Linked DNA regions of Homo sapiens: region 2 is linked to region 1. Evidence: chromatin loops called from intact Hi-C (ENCODE). Cell type or tissue: MCF 10A. All regions are shown on one strand. Links, peaks and the distances in the headings refer to the core of each region. The heading gives the core; the rest is flanking DNA.

Region 1 (10,267 bases), core at 3,430-8,429:
GGAAACCAAGGACAGTATTTTCCCACTGCCCTGAATAGAGTGACCATATTTTCCATGGGCACTTGAACCTTTCCCTGTTTTAACCGGAGTTTAATATAGAAGAGATAAGTATAATTTTTAGACTCCGTGTGACCCATAGTTAACCTGGACCATACACAGACTACTCACCAGTCGTCAGGGAGTCGAACAAGCATTTCTGTGGACCAAACCGATGACGTTTCTCTGCACCTACCAAAGGGAATCGGGTTCCCACATGCACTTGGGAAAAAGAAAAAACCATGTTGGTGGGCCAGATATCAGGAGAACCCACCCCAAATAATTCAATGTTATTTCATGTAGGTTCTTTTCTATTTCCCTAAGTGTTGGACGGTCTGAGAAATAAAGGGAAAGAGTACAAAAGAGAGAAATTTTAAAGCTGGGTATCCGGGGCACACATCACATGTCAGCAGGTTCCGTGATGCCCCCCAAGCCGCAAAACCAGCAAGTTTTTATTAGTGATTTTCAAAGGGGAGGGAGTGTACGAATAGGGTGTGGGTCACAGAGATCACATGCTTCACAAGGTAATAAAATATTACAAGGCAAATGGAGGCAGGGCAAGATCACAGGACCAGGGTGAAATTAAAATTGCTAATGAAGTTTTGGGCACGCATTGTCATTGATAACATCTTATCAGGAGACAGGGTTTGAAAGCAGACAATCGGTCTAACTAAAAATTTGCGAGGTGGGAATTTCCTTGTCCTAATAGGCCTGGGAACGCTACGGGAGACCGAGGCTTATTTCATCCCTTATCTTCAACCATAAAAGACAGACGTTCCCAGAGTGGCCATTTTAGAGACCTACCCCTGGGAATGCATTCTCTTCCTCAGGGCTGTTCCTTGCTGAGAAAAGAAATTCAGCAGTATTTCTCCTATTTGCTTTTGAAAGAAGAGAAATATGGCTCTGTTCCACCTGGCTCTCAGGCAGCCAAACCTAATGGTTATCTCCCTTGTTCCCTGAACATCGCTGTTATCCTGTTCTTTTTTCAAGGTGCCCAGATTTCATATTGTTTAAACACACATGCCTACGAACAATTTGTGCAGTTAATGCAATCATCACAGGGTCCTGAGGTGACATACATCCTCAGCTTACGAAGATGACAGGATGAAGAAATTAAAGTAAAGACAGGCATAGGAAATCACAAGAGTATTGATTGGGGAAGTGATAAATGTCCATGAAATCTTCAAAATTTATGTTCAGAGATTGCAGTAAAGACAGGCGTAAGAAATTATAAAAGTATTAATTGGGGGAACTAATAAATGTCCATGAAATCTTCAGAATTTATGTTCTTTTGCCATGGCTTCAGCTGGTCCCTCCGTTCAGGGTCCCTGACTTCCCACAACAATAGCAGTATGGCCATCTGTCCAAATACTTCAGAAAAGTCCTAGTGACACAGACCTGGCCTTTGGAGATAGTGCCAGCTTTTGAGTGCCAGTTCCAAAGGTTCAAATTTCCCTTCAGATAATATTTCTGGGCTTCTTGGGAGGCCAAACACCAATTATGACTCCTCTTGAGCTCCCAGCTTGCTTCCTGGGCCTTGTGCACCACTGATAACATAGACAGGCTGGGGAGCCCGCCACTCCAAGTTCTGGGGTCTTCCAGATTTTCTTTCCTACTCAGCTTCCTTTCCTCTCCTGCCAGGCTGGCCCAAGGGCCCTGCGAAGAGTGGTGCTTCCCAGAACTACTGGGCTACCAGTTCTGCCAGACCTCAGAGAGGGTGGTAGTGGCCGAGGAAGAAGTGGGGCAGAGGGCACAACCCTCATGCAGGTAGCACCTCCAAACTTTGCCTGTCCACTAGGCAGCCATTTATCTGGGCTGGAATCAGGGAGAGGGACACAGAAGTCTCCCCTAGAATTGCAGGGTTTTTGGAAAAAGGGCTCCCAAGTGAAGGCCGCCTTGGTGTCCCTCATTGTTTCCAAAAGCGAGCCCACCATCTAAAAATCTAAACAGTTGAACTCATGGACCTAGAGAGTAGAGATGGTTATCAGAGGCTGAGAAGGGTAATGGGTGGTGATGGTGGAGATGGGAATGGTTAAAGGGTACAAAAAAAATTGAATGAATAAGACCTACCATTTGCTAGCACAACAGGGTGACTATAGTCAATAATAACTTAATTGTACATTTAAAAATAACTAAAACAGTGTAATTGGATTGTTTGTAACACAAAGGATACATGCTTGAGGGGACAAATACCCTATTCTCCATGATGTGATTATTACATTGTATGCTTGTATCAAAACATCTCATGAACCCCATAAATGTATACACCTAGTATGAACTTACACAAATTAAAAATTAAAAAACAAAGCAGAACCAAAAACACAAAAGCGCATCCAACAGTCTAGACGTAGAGAACCTTCGCATACATAGAAATACTCCTTAGAGAGCTGCAGTTCCTGGTGTGGTACTACAAAGGTCCTGGAAGTCCTCCTGCCTTACTTCGAGTCCGCCACAGGCCGGAGCTACTTCTAGAACAGTTCTGACTGCCTTCCCAGGGGAGGGGGCGACTGCAGGTCACCCTGCCTCAGTGCACGCTGCGCATCTGAGTTGCAGGCCGGGCGGCAGTCACCCGAGTCAGCGGTCCCGATTCTTCGTGGGTGTTACCTGGAGTTTCCATTGCACGGGTGCTGGAGGCCAACCCGCCCTAGTCCCACCAGCTGGGTCCTGCCACAAGAAAAGGACCCAGAGGGCCTAGACAGATATCCCCTGAACTTTTTTCTGACCCGCAGAAACAGTGAGCATCACCTGCAGGGGTTCCGCCAGCCTCTGGCTTTGCTTCCTGCCCGGCAGCCTCCAGCAAGTTTTCCCGAATGCTCTCCAGGAGTGCAGTGGGCGCCGGCGGACTTATTTAGGGTCGCTGCTGCCAAGCGTCAGAGAGCGAACCGGAGGCCCGGGGCTGGGGGCTGTGGTGAGAGGCGCCCCTTTCTTTCTTGCCATCGCCCCTACCCCCAGCTCCTTCCTAGCCTATTCTGCCAAAGCTGGGATCTTCTCCTGGAACCCGGGAGCAAGAAGAGCTGGCAGTGCCGACTCCCAGAACCCGGCTTTCCTTCAGAAAAGATGGATAGGCCGAGTTTGTGTGCGTGGACGTGCATGTGTCGGTGTGCATGTTTAGGGGACAGTATGTACCCCCAATTGCATAAAACACGCCTGTTTTTGGAAACAGAAACACACGGGGTTGCTTTCGGGTATGGGTGTGGTTAGTTTGGGTTCCTGCGCACGCTCCCTTTTCGGAGCAGCTGGTGAGGGCGCATCTGTTCCAGTGAGTGCTGGCTGTCTGATGGACTGTCTGTGAATGCAGAAGGCAGAGCGTGTGGTGGGGGTCCTGCCATGTGAGTGATGATGCGCGCACTGGCTGGTCTGTAGTCGCGAGTGGAACTTGTGTGAAAATTCTCAGGCTGACTCTCGCGCTGCAGCACCTGCTCCCCTCCGTGGGTGGCAGCTGGACCCCAGCGCGCTCAGCTCTCAGGCGCTTCAGCGAAGTGGGGTAGGGGTGTGGAACGAGAGAGATAGAGACCCGGGCATAGACCATCTCCGCCAGGCAGCTTGGCAAACAGGTGGCAGAGTTGCAGGGCAGCTGTGTAAGCCAACTTCGGCGCAGCAGTGGAGGGTCCTGGCTTGGCGTGGGGGATGCTGGACCCGCGGTCGAGGATTTGGGGATATAGGGGAAGAGGGAGGAGGTGGATGCTGAGCCTTGTATGCAGGCTATGTCAGTTTAGCCCTCTCCCCAACCTCTCTTCGGCTCCTGCCCGTCCCAGAGGAGTGAGGTGGAGAAGGGCTGGCTGCCAGACTGGCACCAAAACAGCCTTCTTTGGGTGCCCAGGTTGCCAGGGCTCGAGGGGTCGGAGGATATCCAGGGAAGCACCCCAGGTGGTCCAAAAAGATCAAATTTTGAGGACCCCTCCCTCCCCTTTTCCCTCCCCCCCCCTCCTTCCCTGCCGTGGGCTCTTTCAGCTGTGGTCCCTTTAGAACCCAGGACTACTACTGCTCAACCTCGCTGGGGGTTCGGGTGGCTGGATTCGGGTCCCTCACTGGCGTGACAGGAGGGAGTGCGAGGCAGGAATTTAGGAGCCAAGGAGGTGAGAGCAGCTCTGGCCCCTCACTGTAGGTGACGCCAAACTCTCCTCGACTTGCCCCGACTCTTAGTTGAAAAATCTCTGTCCTCTCCCAGGCTCTCCAGCTTCCCAAGCAATGACCTCAATGAAAAAAATGACAGCGGGGCGGACTGCCCCCGCTCCAGAGTACCAGTGCCGGCAGTGCGAGCTATGACGCAATCGGAGCTCGGTCGGTCCTTTGATTGGCTAGTCCTGGCCACTTTGGATTGGCCGCGCGGGCTGGTGGGGACCCCCCCCCTCCAGCTATCTCTGTAATAAGAGCGGGGTCTCCGCGGGGAAGGCGCCCACAGCAGGTGTGGTGTTCATCCCGGGTCGACCGGCCGCTCGCGCTGCCCTGAAACTCTAGTCGCCAGGTGAGGAACTTCCCATTCCCCATTCCGCTCACTCGAATAACCTGCTTCTTCGACTAGTTCATCCAGTTTGCTCCATCTGCCTGTCTGCCTCTCCGCCGCCATCTGGTCCTACCTTACAGCGGTGGTCCTAGCTCTCTTCCAGGCCCCGTAGAAGGCGAGCGGTTAGGGTTGTCCTGGCAGTTTCTCCTACCAGTGCGAGAGGAGCCCAAGCATCCCCATGGCTCAGCGTGGGCGCTGGAAGCGCAGCGAGCGGAGGTAGGCGGGTCTGCAGCCCTGGCGTTGGGGCCTGGCTGAGCGCAGGATTCTGCAGAGTTGGGTCCGGGAGCGCCCTGCGCCGTCTTTGTCCTTCGGGAGCATGTTTCGTTCCCGGGAGGTCGGAACCCTGAGCTTTCCTCTGAGGCGCCTCCCTGGTGAGCCTTCCCGGGATTCCGGTCCGGATCTAAGGCAGTGTTGTTAGCGGACTAGAACCCTGGGCGCTCACCTCGCGGAGCTGCTGCTCAGCATCTGCTGCTAAAACGCGCTCCGGCAGAGGGCTGGCTTTGCGGGCGAGTCCTGAGACACCCGTAACTGGCACGTTAAAAATTTTTCCCAGTTCCAAGACTGAGAAATGAGCGCTCCTTTCCAATCCACCCTTCCCACCTTCCCCTCGCATGCGTTGGCGCGAAGCCCAGCAGAGGAGAAGGCGAGAAGGGGAGAGCAGGTCTACAGCAAGGTGCGTCCACGCCTGGTTTAGGCATAAATCAGGGCAGAAGTGTCTGTTTGTGTGCACGGGCGCGTGTGGCTTCTCCCTGGCCTTCAACAAAACAGAACCAAAATTCATCCTTTCTCTCCACCCTTCCCCTAGGACACCTTTTTCCGCTCTATCAAGCCATTCACTCACTGCAATGTGTCTCTTGAGATTCACAGCAGCCCTTCCTGCAAATGAAGGGAACAGAGGCTCAGGCAGCTGAAGTAACGTGCCTAAGGTCACATGGCAGTTGTGGCAGAGGCAGGACTGGAACCTAGATCTGTGCTGGTGCAGTAGTAACGTCATCCTTCCTTTACAGAGAGGCGGCATGGGTTTCCGGAAGTTCTCCCCCTTCCTGGCTCTCAGTATCTTGGTCCTGTACCAGGCGGGCAGCCTCCAGGCGGCGCCATTCAGGTGAGACAGCCTGGAGCCAGAGGCGCCTTCTGCTCCCACTGCCCCTAGGACCAGACAGCTCTGTGCCTCTGAAGTCACGCGTGGCTCCTGGTGAATCAGTGCCCACAGGTGGACCCTGGCCTCATGCCCGTCCCCTGGGAGTCGCGGTGGCCACATCCCCAGGGGAAGAAGCAGAGACCAGGAAGCCTGGCTGCCTATCCTGGGGAGGGTCAGTCAGGGGCTCACAGCCTGCAAGGAGTTTGCTTCCCTTCCACAGGTCTGCCCTGGAGAGCAGCCCAGACCCGGCCACACTCAGTAAAGAGGACGCGCGCCTCCTGCTGGCTGCACTGGTGCAGGACTATGTGCAGATGAAGGCCAGTGAGCTGAAGCAGGAGCAGGAGACACAGGGCTCCAGGTGAGGTTCCCCAAGCGCCCAGCACAGGGACTCCTCTCCCCGCAGCATACACAGGAAGGTGGATCCCAAGAGGCAGGAGAGAACACACTGGCAAGGGGTCCAGCAAGCTGATTTGTCCAGCAGGCTCCCTTTCTCAAGTTCCAAGGGAGACAGAGGTCCCAGTGCACCTGGAGGGACTGTGTGTGGTTAGACACAATAAAAAGCTCCGTTTCTGAAAGCTGTTAGAACATAGATGTAGAAGCTTTTTCTAGACATAGAAAAAACTCAATTTGTGAAAACTGATAGAAAATGAAATGGGGAGGTGTGGAATCGTTCACTGTGGAAATTGCTCTTGCAGTACTGGGAGATCTCCTAGCATTGGATGAGTTAAGACTGGTAAGGGTGAAGTCAGGAATAGACCCAATATCTCAGAAAGTTTTAGAAATTTCACATGTGCATGCCATTCTTTCATACCTGCAAGAAGCCTTCATTTCACATTTGCAAGGTGAAGATGAAGCCCTTGCAGGGGGTGGGGACAGAGCAGTGTCTGAGGTAGGTTTGAGCCTTTAGATGTGCAAGCTCTGTGGAGATGTGCATGTTGTCATGAGGCCAGGGAGAGCACCGTTTCCCAGACCCACATCCTTGTGCATGTTGAGCCTGAGCAGAGACCAACCCCTGGCCTGCTCCCAGCACTGCTGGGCAGAGGCATGTGTCACACCTACATTCACCCCGAGAACCTCTCTGTTGAGCATGAAGGGCTGAACATCATGGGAATACCAGAAAAGATCATCCTTCCTCATTCAGCCCTTCTCTACACTGCCCTGGCCCACTGACCCTCTCACCTCTCCTAATGGAGTGTGTGTGAGCTGCCCTCCTGCCTGCCCCACCTGCTCCCACTCGACATGTCCCCTGCCTGGTCCAACCTTCTGAGTGACTGCCCATGGGGACAGTCCCTAGTGCATGGTACTGTCTGGCATGTCCTTCCCTTGCAGCTTGAGCAGTCCTAGATTTAAGTAGCGTATAGTAATCTGAGTACCTGCTTGCAGGGCACATACTTGCAGTACCTGAAAAACTTTCATATGTTCCCTGGCATCAACTTCGGGCCTGAAATTCCTGGCAAGAATAGGGACATAGTCAACAGCTTGCAGAGGGACCACTACCCGACTCCAGGGTCCCCCAGATGGCAGCTGAACTTCTCTCAACTCTCCTGATTCCCCTTCTTGCTCCACTTTATGAACCTGATGCATGTGGATTCCTCTCTGATTTGTCTTCATGCTGGTATTGGTATTTTTGCTTATGACAGAGAATGTTTTGAAGACCTCAGGATGGAAGGGAAGACAGCAGGACTTACTGAACACATTAGAGATAAAAGAAAATAAGGGAAGCTTCTTGAGACTGTAGAGGGTGTTATGACAGAGGCATCCAATTTCTGCTTCTAAATGTACTACGATAAAATAAGCACGTCCTTAATGCCTTGGCATTAGATGAATCAATCTATTTTTCTAAAAGGAACTGAGCTGCGGTGCTCATTGCTCTGGTCCACATCCAGACTTGAGGGTGTCCAGTGCCTATGCTCAGAAGTAGCCTTAGCTTCAGGGTAGCTGGGTATGGGGCTTGGTGGGTCATCACTATGACCCAGCTCAAGCAGCAAGAACAGTGTGTGAAGGAGCTGGTAAGTACTTCTGGGAGAGGATGCTGCAAACCCTGTTCTCTGAGCTTCTTCTGAAGACTTTAGGGAATTTCATTTTCCTGTGGTAATGGGTAGTGTTGGTGCTTGTGGCTGGGGTATGGTCTCTGTATACTCCTCGTGTATCTTGGGGTGGGTCTGGGCCTCGTTGCCCACTTCCTCCTTGAATGGTAAGTGCAGGGTTTCAGCCTGTGCCCCGTGGCTTGGAATTGTTTTTTCTTCTTTCTTTTCATGATGGTCTTTGGGCAGAGCTCCTGGTGAAGACTGCCAGGCCATTTCCCCTAACAGCTTTGATAATTGCATTTTCGAGAAACACTTACTGTTAGGTGGTGTGTCGAAGTGTTGCAGTTCTCTTCATGAAGGCTCCTCCCCCAGCTTTTCACTCACAGGTCTTCTCTTCTTTCTCTATCTTGCAAATCAGCTCCGCTGCCCAGAAGAGAGCCTGCAACACTGCCACCTGTGTGACTCATCGGCTGGCAGGCTTGCTGAGCAGATCAGGGGGCATGGTGAAGAGCAACTTCGTGCCCACCAATGTGGGTTCCAAAGCCTTTGGCAGGCGCCGCAGGGACCTTCAAGCCTGAGCAGATGAATGACTCCAGGAAGAAGGTAACTACCCTAATGCTATGGGATAAGAGGGGGAAGGGACTTGGAGTTAAAACCTACATTTTGAAAACCTCTGCTCTGGTAGGTTCTTTAGGTTCCTTCTGTCCAGTTACATTGTTCCTCCTGAGGCAGTGAGTTCTTTCTAGAACCTAGCATGATGTCAGAATGACATCAGAGATGTAGTGTCATTTTTCTGATAAGGGAAATGGAAAGAAAATAAAAAGCTTGCTGGATTCAGAAAGGGAGAGGTCTGCAAACCTTAACCAGGGCCAGTCTTCATTCATTAGGCTGGTTTCAGAAAGGGCTCAACCCTTGACTACAGATTCAGGTGGATAAGCTGTAATCATAACCTACTACCAAGATTAATAGATGCAGTTGAATTATTTTAGTCTTCATTTGCCTTACAAGCCTGCTTACCTCTCATAACCATAATTCATAAATGCTGTTTAAAGAAACACTTCTGTAAATTAGTATTTTTTCAGTAATAATTGTGATTATTCATGACTTGTCTTCTACTTCTTTTTTTCTCTTCCTTCTCCTTTTCATCTTCTTCCTTTTTCTCTCCTTTGTCCTCCCCTTCTTCTCCCTCCTCTTCTTTTTTTCCCCTAATCTCAGGTTATCATGAAACTGAACTCACCATTTCTATTAATTTCTGTTGGTAAGAACTTGGTGAGAATGCCCCGTGGAAGATACACATGTTTGCATCCTAAGATACTGAAAAAAGGGCACCTTTGTCACTTGAAAGGAATGAAACTGAATGCAAAATAAGCTAATTCCATATTTGCTGTGCATCATTTTTATATTTAATTCTATGTCCAGTAAAAGTGATGGCATCTCTCATTGACTTATCTGGTAGCAAACTGGTTCTTTCGGAGCCATCCTGTTGATCATGCAGCTCCACCAAACCTTAGGGGGACGTGAAATCACTGCCTGTTGTGGTCTCCGAGGACACATGGTAATGGTGATGCTGTGCCTTGTTATCTAAGAACATGATTGTATAATTTGTTTAAGAAAATGTCAATATTGTGCCATTTGTGAACTTCATCAAGATTAAAAGCATATTTTGGGTACATTTGTTTCAAAACCTTGGTGATGCATTACAACTTGTTTTCTTATGTAATAATAATGATGATGATGATGATAATAATAAATATTTTTGAGTGCTTACTATGTATGGGCCAGATATTATTTTAAAACAGTGCTTTACACCTGTGAATTCATTTAATCTTCATGACAAAACCATGAAGTAGATGCTATTATTCATGTCCCTTCACCTCTGAGGAAACAGAGGCAGGGAGAAGTCCAAGGTCACACACAGATAGATAGAGGTAGACCCAGGTATTGGGTTCCAGGGCTTACAGTGGAAATCACTGCACTATAGGCCTTTCTACAGTGGCTCCTGATGTTTTTCAGAGACTTGTGAGCCATTCTTTGGCCTAGCTGCCTGATAAGGTAGACCCTCAGATTTTGGAGATGCATAACAAATTTTAAACATAAAAACAACCTAGTCTTTACAGAATATAATGAATTTTTTGTACCCATTTCTTGGCCTCAAAAATGATCAGTTGCCACTGTTGTTATGTCTGTATATCATCTATATCCCTTCCTCCAGTGTATTATCATGTCAATATATCCATAAGTAAATATTTCATCACGTATTTCCAAATGGGAAGGGCTTTTAAAATATAATCACAATTTCATTTAACAACTAAAATAAATTTACAATAATTTTAAAATTCTTTAATATTACACATCAGCCATGGTTCAAATTCTCTATGTATCATGTAATATAAATGATAAGATGGAGAATTTACATATATTTATATATATGTGAAACCAGGGCTCAAATTGAATCTTCACATTGCTGCTGGTTAATAATAAGTTTTAATTTAAGGCTCTTACAAATTAGAGGTTCCTCCCTCATCTATTTTCCCCCTTGCTGTTTATTTGTTGGAGAGACTA
Region 2 (10,267 bases), core at 2,408-7,407, 130 kb after region 1:
TTTACTATCTGCTATTTGCTAGGCACTGTTTTAGGTGCTGGGAGTATAACAGTGAACAAAACAGACAAAACCTCTTGTCTTCATGGAGATTACATTCTAGTCTAGAAGGTAGCAAGTTATGGTCCATGGGCTAAATTCAGCCTGCTGTCTGCCTTGTATGGCCCATGAGCTAAGAATGATTTTTTTTTTTCATTTTTAAATGGTCAGAAAAAAAAACAGAAGAAGAATAAAATTCTGTGTCCCATGAAAGCTTCTGTGAAATTCGAAGTTCAGCCATAGTTTTATTAGAACACAGCTACACTTGTTTGTTTGGGTGTTCTCTATGTGCTTTCATACCAAAATAGCAGAACTGAATAGTTGCAACAGAGACCATATAGCCTTCAAAGCCAAAAATATTTACTCTCTGGCCATCTATAGAAAATTCTTGCCGAGCCCGGTTCTAGCAGGTAAGGAAGATGTCATGACCACGGTGAGAGGAACAATAACTAACATATATCGAATACTTGCTTTGGGCAAGCACTTTGCTAAGCCCCTCCTTTCATCAAGTCATTTATTCCTTGCCATCCTGTTATATCTCCACTGCTTACAGAAGAAAGGGAGACTCAGAGACGCGAAGCCACTTGCTCAAGGGCGCATAGCTAAAAAGTAGCCCAGGCAGTAATGTAATTCCAGCTCTGCTGGGCCAGAGCCAGCCTGGGCTGTTAACAATTGTGCAGACCCAGGACTCAAAATCTGATATTGTGAGGCCAGTTTCCATGCTCCTTTCCTCCATATCATATTGCTTCCAAAGTTGGGAGAAGTTCTAGAGACACCCATGAGGTCCTTAATCTCTCCCACCCTCCACCCACACCCCCTCCCTGGGTTCTGTCCATGCCTGCCACCCTCTGTGAGCTGGGCTGCTCAGCACTGCCCACAGAGGCTCTGGTGAGGTTGGCCATTGTCAGTGTTGAGGATGGAAGATGGTGAAGACCAGGCACAGGCCGGATTGTAGAAACCACAGAGTGACAGGTGAGTGAAGGTGGAGTGGGGAAGTGTGGTTCCCTGGGGCTCTTGCCAGCCACCCACTCACCGGGCATGGTTCGTGGCCAAATTAGATCACATCAAAGTTCCAGCCTTCTCCGCCTGATTTACTGGCCTGGCCTTCTCACTGAGGTTCGCTTAATTAATTGGCAGTGGGAAACGTGCTGGATTTGGTGAAATTCGTCTCTGTTGTGCAGCTTCCCCCTCCTTTCCTTCAACCGTGAAGAGGTTCATTAAATCCTGCACAGCCCCCAGCGGAGTTGTGGGTCTAGACAGGTCACTGCATCCATCCCAATTGCTGCTGTGTCATGCCTGAGCCTTGCTGGGTTTGGGGGACTTTTGTGGTCATAGATTCAGTCATGGTCTCATTCATTCACTCACGGGAAGTCACTTCGTCTCTGCTTCTTCATTCCTTCTGTTTGCCAGTCAGTCATTCACTTACTTTTAAACTCACTCAAATTCCAGTGCTTTAAGAGGGTGAGGCAGGAGCAATGCATGAAGCCAGGGGTTCCAGGCTCGCCTAGGCAACATAGCTAGACCCTGTTTCTTAAAAGTAAAATAAAATAAAAAATAAGTAAACTTACTCACTCATTTGTTCTCTCACGAAGTCCACCACTAATTCACTCTATGAATTCCTTCTTTTATCACTGAAGCAGCCTATTACAGTGGAGAGACTGAGAACTTGGAGAATCAGGCAATCCTGGGTTTGAACAGATTTTTCTCACTGTGAGCTTGGATATGTTATCCTGGGGGATTTGCTTAGCACAGTTCCTTGATCAGTAAAATGAGCCTATAAAATCTACCTCATGTATAGTAATATGATGCTTGGCACAGAGTAGACAGCGAATAAATGGTGGCTACTGTGATTGTGGCAGGTATAATGCTAATCACTTGGACTTTGAAAATGAATGGAAGGTTAGGGTCTGGTGGGGAAGGGAGGGCTGGCATGTGGGAGAGGGGCTGGCCTGGTCAAAGTTGCAGTGAAGTGCACACATGGAGAAGTTGGGTGGTCCAGGGGGGATGAGTCCTCACAGTCTTTCCCTTTAACAGACGAGGAAACTGAGACTCCGAGACAGTGTTTCCTCAGTCATGAATGTAGAGCTTGGATGCAAACCTAAGTCTGGCTGGTTCTAAACTCCTGCTCTTTCCTCTGCTACCTGGGGATAGCTGGTCCTTCTGAGGCAGGGACTGCAGAGGACTGGGAGCCAGGTTCTCTGTGTTGGCCTGGGCAAGGGACGGACACAGACACCCAACAAGCAGGGATGGAGGCAAGATGCCAACACACAGCAAAGGCCTCTCCACAAGTGTCTGACAGGCGTTTTGAGGCCTCATTCTTTCTTTTCAGAGCTGTCACGTGGAGGTCTGGTTCATCTGGGCTGCAGCCTCCCTGCATCCTAAGCTTCAGGACATCTGTCCTTCCTTCCCTGTGTCTTCATCTGACATCACTCCTCATTCCCTACCCCTATGCTGGGTTCTGGAGAAGAGACAGGCTCCCTGCTTCCCAGGATGGCTGAAGGGGGAGAGGCCCAGCAGGACAGACAGTGGTAAGGGCTGTCCCATGGCCATCAGAGGCTATAAGCAGGAGGCCCCACCTCTGGTGGGGTTGCCGGTGTAGGCAGCACCAAAGAGGCAATGAAGCTGGGCCCAGAAGGGCCAGGGAGGAGCTCCCAGGCAGACCAGAGGAAAGCAGTCTTAACAAGGGCAGGGGCAGAGGGGACACCACAGCAGGGAGCCACCCCAGCAGGGAGCCACCCAATGGGGCTCCAAGTCTCCAAGTCTTCCAGGGTCTTTGTGTTCAGTGAATTGGGGGAGCCCCAAGGAGAAGGCAGTGTTCTCTGGACCTCACTTGGGAGAAGACTAGAGGGAGAAAATGAGGGCCAAGGAGGGAGTAAGGGCCCCAGAGCCACACAGTCCAGCGAGAGCAGATGAACCCAGCCTGGTCAGGGTGGACTGCTGAGGGTGGCCTTCCTGGAGGACTGGAGCTGGCAAGGTGAACTGGCATTACCAAGGGGGAGGACTGCAGGGTTTGGGGAAGAATGAAGAGAGGTGAGGGAGCAAGTCACTTCTCCTGTCTGAATCCCAGCTTCATCTTCTGTAAAATGGGACTCCCACCTTCTTTATAGGGCTGCTATGGTGATGCAATGAAGCAATATGGGTGGGTCTTGCAGCAATGGTGCCTGCGTGGAGAAAGCACTCTGCCTGTGTCTGTTTCCTTTTCCTCCTCCCATGCCCATTTGTCTCTACTTTTCCAGGCTGGTCTGGGGAAAACTTCACATTGCCCCCAAAGGACCTGGTTATTGGGGATTTTGCAATGACCATGGCAGGGTGCCAGGTACTCTGAGTGGTGAAGGGGAAGGTCAGGGCACTGCTGGTTCAGGGATTGATTGTGGTTGGATGGGGCCAGGCCAGGATGGGGTTGGAGGGGGCTGGAGACTAGAGCTGGACTGCGGACTATGGTCCAGATGAGGGGCTGGAGATGTTAGGGATAGGAAGCTACAGGTCTGTGGCCAAAAGGAGTGGGGGGCACTCAAAGCCCAAGGCTCAGACAACCTTCAGGACAGTTCTGGTCATTGTCTTTTCCAGAACTGAAAGACCAGAGACGGCCTCACTTTCAAAAAGCATCCTTTTATTCTCACTCCTCCCTTTTATTTTATTTTTTCAAATAACGAGTTAGTTCACTCTGTGCTGGAGCCAAGGGGGTAGTTTAATGAAAATCAATACAGAAATTAAAGATGAGGGGAGAGCGGGGAGGACGGCTCAATTTCAAGTCCAAGAAGAAAATCACCAAGGGCAAGAGCTGGAAAACTGCTGCCTGTCTCCATGCAGCTCCTTCACGCCCCACCCTCATTTCCTGGGGCAGCTTCTTGGAATCAATAGGCCCTGACAGCTGAGGTGCTGGGCTGGAAGAGAGATGAAGACAGGGAGGCCTATATTGAGCTCTTGAAATCCCAGAGGCCCTGGGCAGGAGGGAGTGGGCTGCAAGCGGGAATGGTGGGGAGGCTCTGTGGCCCCAGCTGCTGTTTTACAGGGGTCTGTCTCCACTGTCTGCTCCCTGTATAATTGCAGATGGTCATAAATAGTTAATTTTTGCAAAAAATAAATAAAAAATTCAAACAAGCAAAAAAACCTCACTTTAATCAGTTTTTCTCACCATTATGCCCATTTGCTTTTCACGGTCATTTTGTAAGGAAGGCAGGGAGAGATGGTCACCTCCATCTTATTTACAGAAGAGCAAGTTGAGGCTGGAAAGGATAGAGATACTGGGAGGGACAGAGGCTGGACTGAGAACCCTGCGTTTTTGCTCCTAATCCTAAGTGTGCCCCCTGGTCCCATTAGGTGAATGGTGTCATAGTGTGCAGATCCCAAAGCAAAGCTACTACTTTCTTGCTAGAGTTGGTTCTAATATATAAGCCAGGCTGGATAGAGACAGAGGGGCTGTGAATGCAAGGCAAAAAAATCTTTGCTTAATTTGTCTTGCAATCCCTTCTTACCTAGGAATAGCTTTTAGAGAGAGGGAGAGAGAATGCCTCTGAATGAAGGTCGCAGATGCCTCTTCACCTCTCTTTGGCACTCAACCCATCTAGGATTATCAGCTTCCTCCACTCCTCACACCCCCAAACACTAGCCTTCAACTCCCATGGGAATGGGCTAAGGCTTTGCAGAGAGGCCCAGGGTCCCAGGTTAGCTGTGCTGTGACTCTGGCTGACAGGCAGAAAGGAACTGAGGCTGGCACTGTCATTGTCACTCTTCCCAGCCTTGCAAGGGGGCAGGGCCCATGATTGAGCCTTCTCAGAGGGACTGTGGCTTGTTCACTTTCGACATACCAAGGCTCCTGTCTGTCTGTCTTGATGGCTGGGGTGGGGGCACTTAAGGAGGCCAGGATGCAAAGAGGCAGGAACTAAATTAGCCACACTGCCCCACCTGCCCTCTCCCCTTCTAACAAAGACCTAGGCTGAGATTATGGGCCAGTACTTTCCAGACTGAAGGAAGGCTCGGGGACTGCGCCTTTCCCGCCAGGTCCAACCTGAGTTTGGAGAAGGGATGGGGCTGCCAGGCAGTCCAGGTGCCTAAGTGCAGCAGTGGGTTTGCAGGAGCAGGCTCCATCCGCAGAGGCTCGGTGGGACCCCATGTGCTGTGCAACAGCGACCCCTGGTGGATAAGAACACCAGTGGCCGCTCCATCAGGCTGCCTGGGGTAGGCTTCTCCTGGGGCTGTTGAGGCTGGTGGTCTCTGGGCTCCAGGACCAACAGTCAGGGCCAGTGTGTGGGGCGGAGTGAGTGGGGGAGTAGGGGAGGTTTACAAATTCAGGGCAGTGAGGGCTTTTTCCTACTGAGCCAGCCTCCGATGATGTAGGCAAATCTTTCATTCCAACATGTATCTAACTTCCAGATTTCCCCAGAGAGTCTGTCCTGTGTGTTCTTGGAGTGGAAATCTTCCTAGGCCTCCTAGTTCCCACTGGACAAAATCCAAACCCCTCAGCCTGGCACTGAAGGTGCCCTCTGAGCAAGCTGCCTCCAGCACATTGCCCCTTTGGTAAACAAGCCTGGGTTTGGTGCCCAGCTCTACCACTTATTCACTGTGTGTGTGACCTTGCACCCCTCTGAGCCCCATTTCATCACAGGTGAAAGTGAAGTGTCAATCCCTGCCTTGCAGGTTGTGAAGATGATACAAGTCAATGCTCCATAGATGTGAGTTATTTTCCCCTTCCCACCAAATTTCTCCACCAAAGGTCTTTGGGGCCTCCTTGCCTTGGAGCCTCTGCCTGTGCTGGGTGTCCCAATGAGAGTTTCACCTCCACTGTTGACATCTCGCTCTAAGGCCTCCTCTGGACCTCCTTCCCGACTGTGATCCTCCCTCCTTGGTGCTCACACAGTATGTGGTACTGCTCTGGAAGCGTATCCCACACTGCCTGACCTCAAACCTCTGCCTTGGCTTCCCCACCAAGAGACACTATCTCACCCACTTCTTTAGTCCATCAGGGAAGTGGTTTGCACACACAGGTGAATAATGTTTGCTATGAAACCAAATAAATACCAATTGAAGATTTCTGGTTCGTTCTTCCTCATTGCAGATGAGAAAATAGAGGCCCAGAGAGGTGAAATGATGTGCACACCCACATTCCCGAGATCAACCACAGGGCTGAGACCAGAATGCAGAATGTCTGACTTCACTTGAAACAGCATGGCAGGATGCTGTGATCAGTTTCAGACCCTGATGAGGGGTGGGAGTTGGGGGAGTATAAACATCATAGGGTCCCTCAATAAGGACAGAATGGAATTTGCCCTGAGCCCCTGTTTGCACCACTTAGCCCTGGCAATTTGCACCGGCTTTGCCCGTCTCCTAATTCTAATGGCCCTAAGCCCAAGTTCTTAGGTCTCAAAGAGACTTAGGGAGGTTGGTGGGCCAAGATGAGCTCTGCAAGTCAGCCTGAGATAAGTCAGATGAGTAGAAGCCCTTTGAGGCTGGCTATGTTTCCTGGGTAAAGTTCAGCAGGCTTGATGTTAGTGAAGAGATCCTGGGACAAGTTCTTCATTTGCCACTGATTTGCTAAGTGACCACAGGGAAGTTTTCTAATCCCTATGAGCCTCAATTTTCTCATTTGATGGGATTCCTAGTTCTGCTGGTATCCTGTGGCATATGAAGTAATTTTGTGAGATGTAATGTGATGAACAAAAGTTAGATGTTTAGCTGGCAGGGCTAGGAATTCTAGCCTGTTCTGTGGGCTACAGACATGCCTGTTCTGTGGGTTTGGGTTGTGTTGAGTGGGTGGTGTTCTTCCAGGAGTTGTTAGAAGAGAGCTGGGTGCCTGTGAATTCTTAGATGGAGCTCTGCATTTGAGAGTTTGTGTGTGTGTGTGTGTGTGTGTGTGTGTGTGTGTGTGTGTGGTGGAGTGGGATGCAGCAGGCTTAGCAGGGTAAAGTTGTTGTGTATCTCCTAGCTGGTCCCAAAGAATCTGGTGAGAGCAGAAAATAAATGAGAAGTCTGATGAAAACACAGTGCTGTTGCTGGGGAGAAGGGAGGCCGTGCTCACAGGGAAGCAAAGATTGCCTAGGACATGGGACAAGGTACAGAGGTGGCACTCTCAGCCACCCCTGAGTGCTTCTGGAGTGGGGCAAGTGCTAGTTTGGAGGGGAGCAGGGTAAAGGAGGTTGCTTGGGCTGGTGGGGTGGAGGGAGGATTGAAAGGATGATACACTGTGAAGGTTTAGGGTAGAATTTGGTAGGCAGGATCCACTTCTGGGAACAGTCTGGCACTGACAGTGCAGCATGGACAGTAGGCCAGCCCTCAAAGCCCAGAACTAGAACCATCACCCACAACCTGCTGCCGGCAAGTGGTGGGTCCTCTGGTCACCCACAGAGATAAAGAGAGACAGGGAGAAGGAAGGAGGATAAGAAAAGGGGAAGAGACTTACTGGAGGAAGAGAAAGGGAGAAGAGCTGGAAAGACACAAGCCCAGCTAATGGACAATCAATTTCCAAAGGAGTGTTTCGTTCTCTCTTTGGGCTACTTCAAAAATACAAACCAAGTTATTTGGAGATTTGTAATAGCTGGACATACAGTGCTCTGCTTGTGACCAACTTGAGTGTACCGTCCTCTCTTATTATGGTTTCAATTTTTATTTTCCTGATGAGTAATGGTTTTGAACACTTGTTCACATCCTTACTGGCCATTTGGTTATCATCTTTTGTGAAATGTAGGGCTGAGTCTTTTGCCCATTTTTAAAACACTGGGTTGTTTGTCTTTTCTTATTGATGTATAAACTTTGAAAAACACGTTCTACATATAAATTCTCTTAAGATACATATTATCAGCCTGTGGTAGGTTTTTTTATTCTCTTAATGGTGTCTTTTGATAAATAGAAATGCTTAATTTTGTTAAAATTCAATTTATTGACCTTTTCTTTTGTAGTCGGTGCTGCTTGCGTCCATTTAAGAAATCATTGATTTTTCCAAAATTATGAAAATATTCTCCTAATTTTCTTCTAGGAGCTTTATTGTTTTGCCTTTAAAATTTTGGCTTATGATATATTTCAACCTAATTTTAAAATGGTGTTCAAGGTCAATTTTTTTCCCATATGGATACCCAATTGAGCCAGCACTGTTTATTGAAAAGACTGTACTTTCAGCACTGAATTGAAGTGATACCTTTTTCTTTTTTTTTTAAATAGTGATACATGCATGAGTCTGTTTCTGGATTTTTTTTTTCTGTTCCATTAGCCTTTTTGTTCATCTTGTGCCAATAGAGCACGGGGCCCCTATAGTCTAATACATTTTTCTATTTGGTAACATAAATTAACCAACTTTGTTCTTCTTTAAGATTATCTTGGTAATTCTTAATTTCTTTACAGTTTTATATACATTTTAGAATCAGCTTGTCAATGTCCACAAAAATACCTGCTGAAATGATTGGGGTTTTTAAAAATTTAAATTTTTGGAAATTGACATAGTTTTTTTTTTGGAGATGGAGTCTCACTCTGTCGCCCAGGCTGGAGTGCAGTGGCACGATTCTAGCTCACTGCAACCTCCGCCTCCCGGGTTCAAGCGATTCTCCTGCCTCAGCCTCCTGAGTAGCTAGGATTACAGGTGTGTGCCACCGCGCCCAGCTAATTTTGTATTTTTAGTAGAGACAGGTTTCACCGTGTTAGCCAGGCTGATCTTGAACTCCTGACCTCAGGTGATCCGCCCACCTCAGCCTCCCTGACCTCAGGTGATCCGCCCACCTCAGCCTCCCAAAGTGCTGGAATTACAGGCGTGAGCCACTGGGCCCTGCCGTGAGCCACTGGGCCCCGCCAGAAATTGACATCTTAAACAATGTGTAATATTCTAATCAATGAACAGAGTACATCTCTCTACATCATACAAACTGTCTTTAATTTCTCTCAGCAATATTTTGAGTTTTTAGTGCTGGCATCTTGCACATCTTTTTTAGATTTATTCCTAGTTATGATTTCATGCAAATGTAAATGGTGTTTTTTAATTTTTATTTTCTGTTGTTGGTAATACATAAAAAATACAAGTTTGATATTGTATCCAGTAATCTTGCTTGCTATATTTACTTACTGTTTTTAATAGTGTATAGATTCATTAGAGTTTTCTATGTACACAATTATGTCATCTGTCAATAATGACAGTTTTGCCTCTACTTTTTCAATCCTTCTATTTTTGCATATCTTGTCTGATTGCATTGGGCAGTATGGTTTTAAATGAGAGCAGTGATAATGGGTATCTTTACCTTGTTACTGATTTCAGGGAAAAAGCTGTCAACATTTAACTTATTATTTTATTATTAAGTATGATACCATTATTATTTTAAGGATTAAAAATGAGGCTCATAGAAGGTGGATAACTTGCTCATTTCACCAAGTCAGCAAGGAGCCCAGGCTTTTCTCGCTGTGAAGGTTGTGCAACTTCCTTGTATTACAGATATCTCTAGAACAGTGCTGCTCAACTCAGGATGTCCATGAGAGTTACTTGAGGAGTTTTTTTTTTTTAATTATACTTTAAGTTTTACAAACTAATGATACCCCCAGCACTTTAGGAGGCCGAGGCGGGCAGATCACTGCACTCCAACCTGGGCGACAGAGTGAGACCTTGTCTCAAAAAAACAAAAACAAAAATAAAACCCTAATGATACCAAGACTCCACCACAGACCAATTAAATTCAAATTTCTGGTGGTAAAGTCTGGATATCTGTGTCTTTAAGACTGTCCTAGATGATTCGAATCATCTAAGAACCAGGCTGAGGACCACTGATCTAGAAGCAGGTTGGGTACAATTCAGATCCCAGCTGTGCCCAGTAGTGCTTTGCTGAAAACTTGATATTTTCTTATCAGCACATGCCTAGTAACCCTAGCCCAAAGGGAAATCCACCCCCAAAGCACCTTCAGAGCATCTGTTTGAAAATCAGCTATAAGGAAAATCATCTGCCTAACAGGGAAATTATTTACTCTATATACTCTTAAGTTACTCAATCCATAATTGCTTTCCACCTTAATTACTCATCCCTGCTTTCTCTGCCTATATGTCTCTCTCTCTCTCTACCTCACTGACTTGCCTGCCAAACTGGTTGTATAATCCCTTTCATTCATTGTTTCATTCCATATTACATATGAATATTTGTATTTTTCCATTTAACTTTTAACTAAAGATTCTTGTTTGACGTAGCAAAAGAAGTTGAGTGCTGGGATATATTAGTTTGGAGGAGGATAATATTATCATCCTGAAGGCCTGTTTTAGCTTCTGCAGCTT

The links. A loop is a pair of places that touch in the nucleus more often than their neighbours do. Peaks named below come from ENCODE experiments on the same cell type or tissue, not always from the same donor. Only the 100,000 strongest peaks of a DNase experiment are listed, where the experiment ranks them.
Region 2: a loop joins it to region 1, with 8 times the contacts of the local background. A loop is called at or near these places in 2 of 110 quality-filtered maps.

Annotation. Positions count from the first base shown.
Region 1 is chr11:15,069,163-15,079,429 of GRCh38, forward strand. CALCB (calcitonin related polypeptide beta) reads left to right here and starts at 4,431. Exons shown (of 5, transcript NM_000728.4): 1 at 4,431-4,501; 2 at 5,548-5,642; 3 at 5,899-6,036; 4 at 8,124-8,308; 5 at 8,921-9,475. The coding sequence starts at 5,557. The coding sequence ends at 8,283. RefSeq lists an enhancer at 5,333-5,834 and a silencer at 5,877-5,926. In MCF 10A, for the core only: a CTCF peak has its summit at 5,954 (motif pointing left); DNase peaks (open chromatin) are centred at 5,659 and 5,939.
Region 2 is chr11:15,203,643-15,213,909 of GRCh38, forward strand. The region is part of intron 7 of INSC (INSC spindle orientation adaptor protein); the gene reads left to right. Among named protein-coding and RNA genes, the nearest start is that of INSC, 94 kb to the left of the region's middle. RefSeq lists a silencer at 5,119-5,168. In MCF 10A, for the core only: a CTCF peak has its summit at 5,180 (motif pointing left); a DNase peak (open chromatin) is centred at 5,149.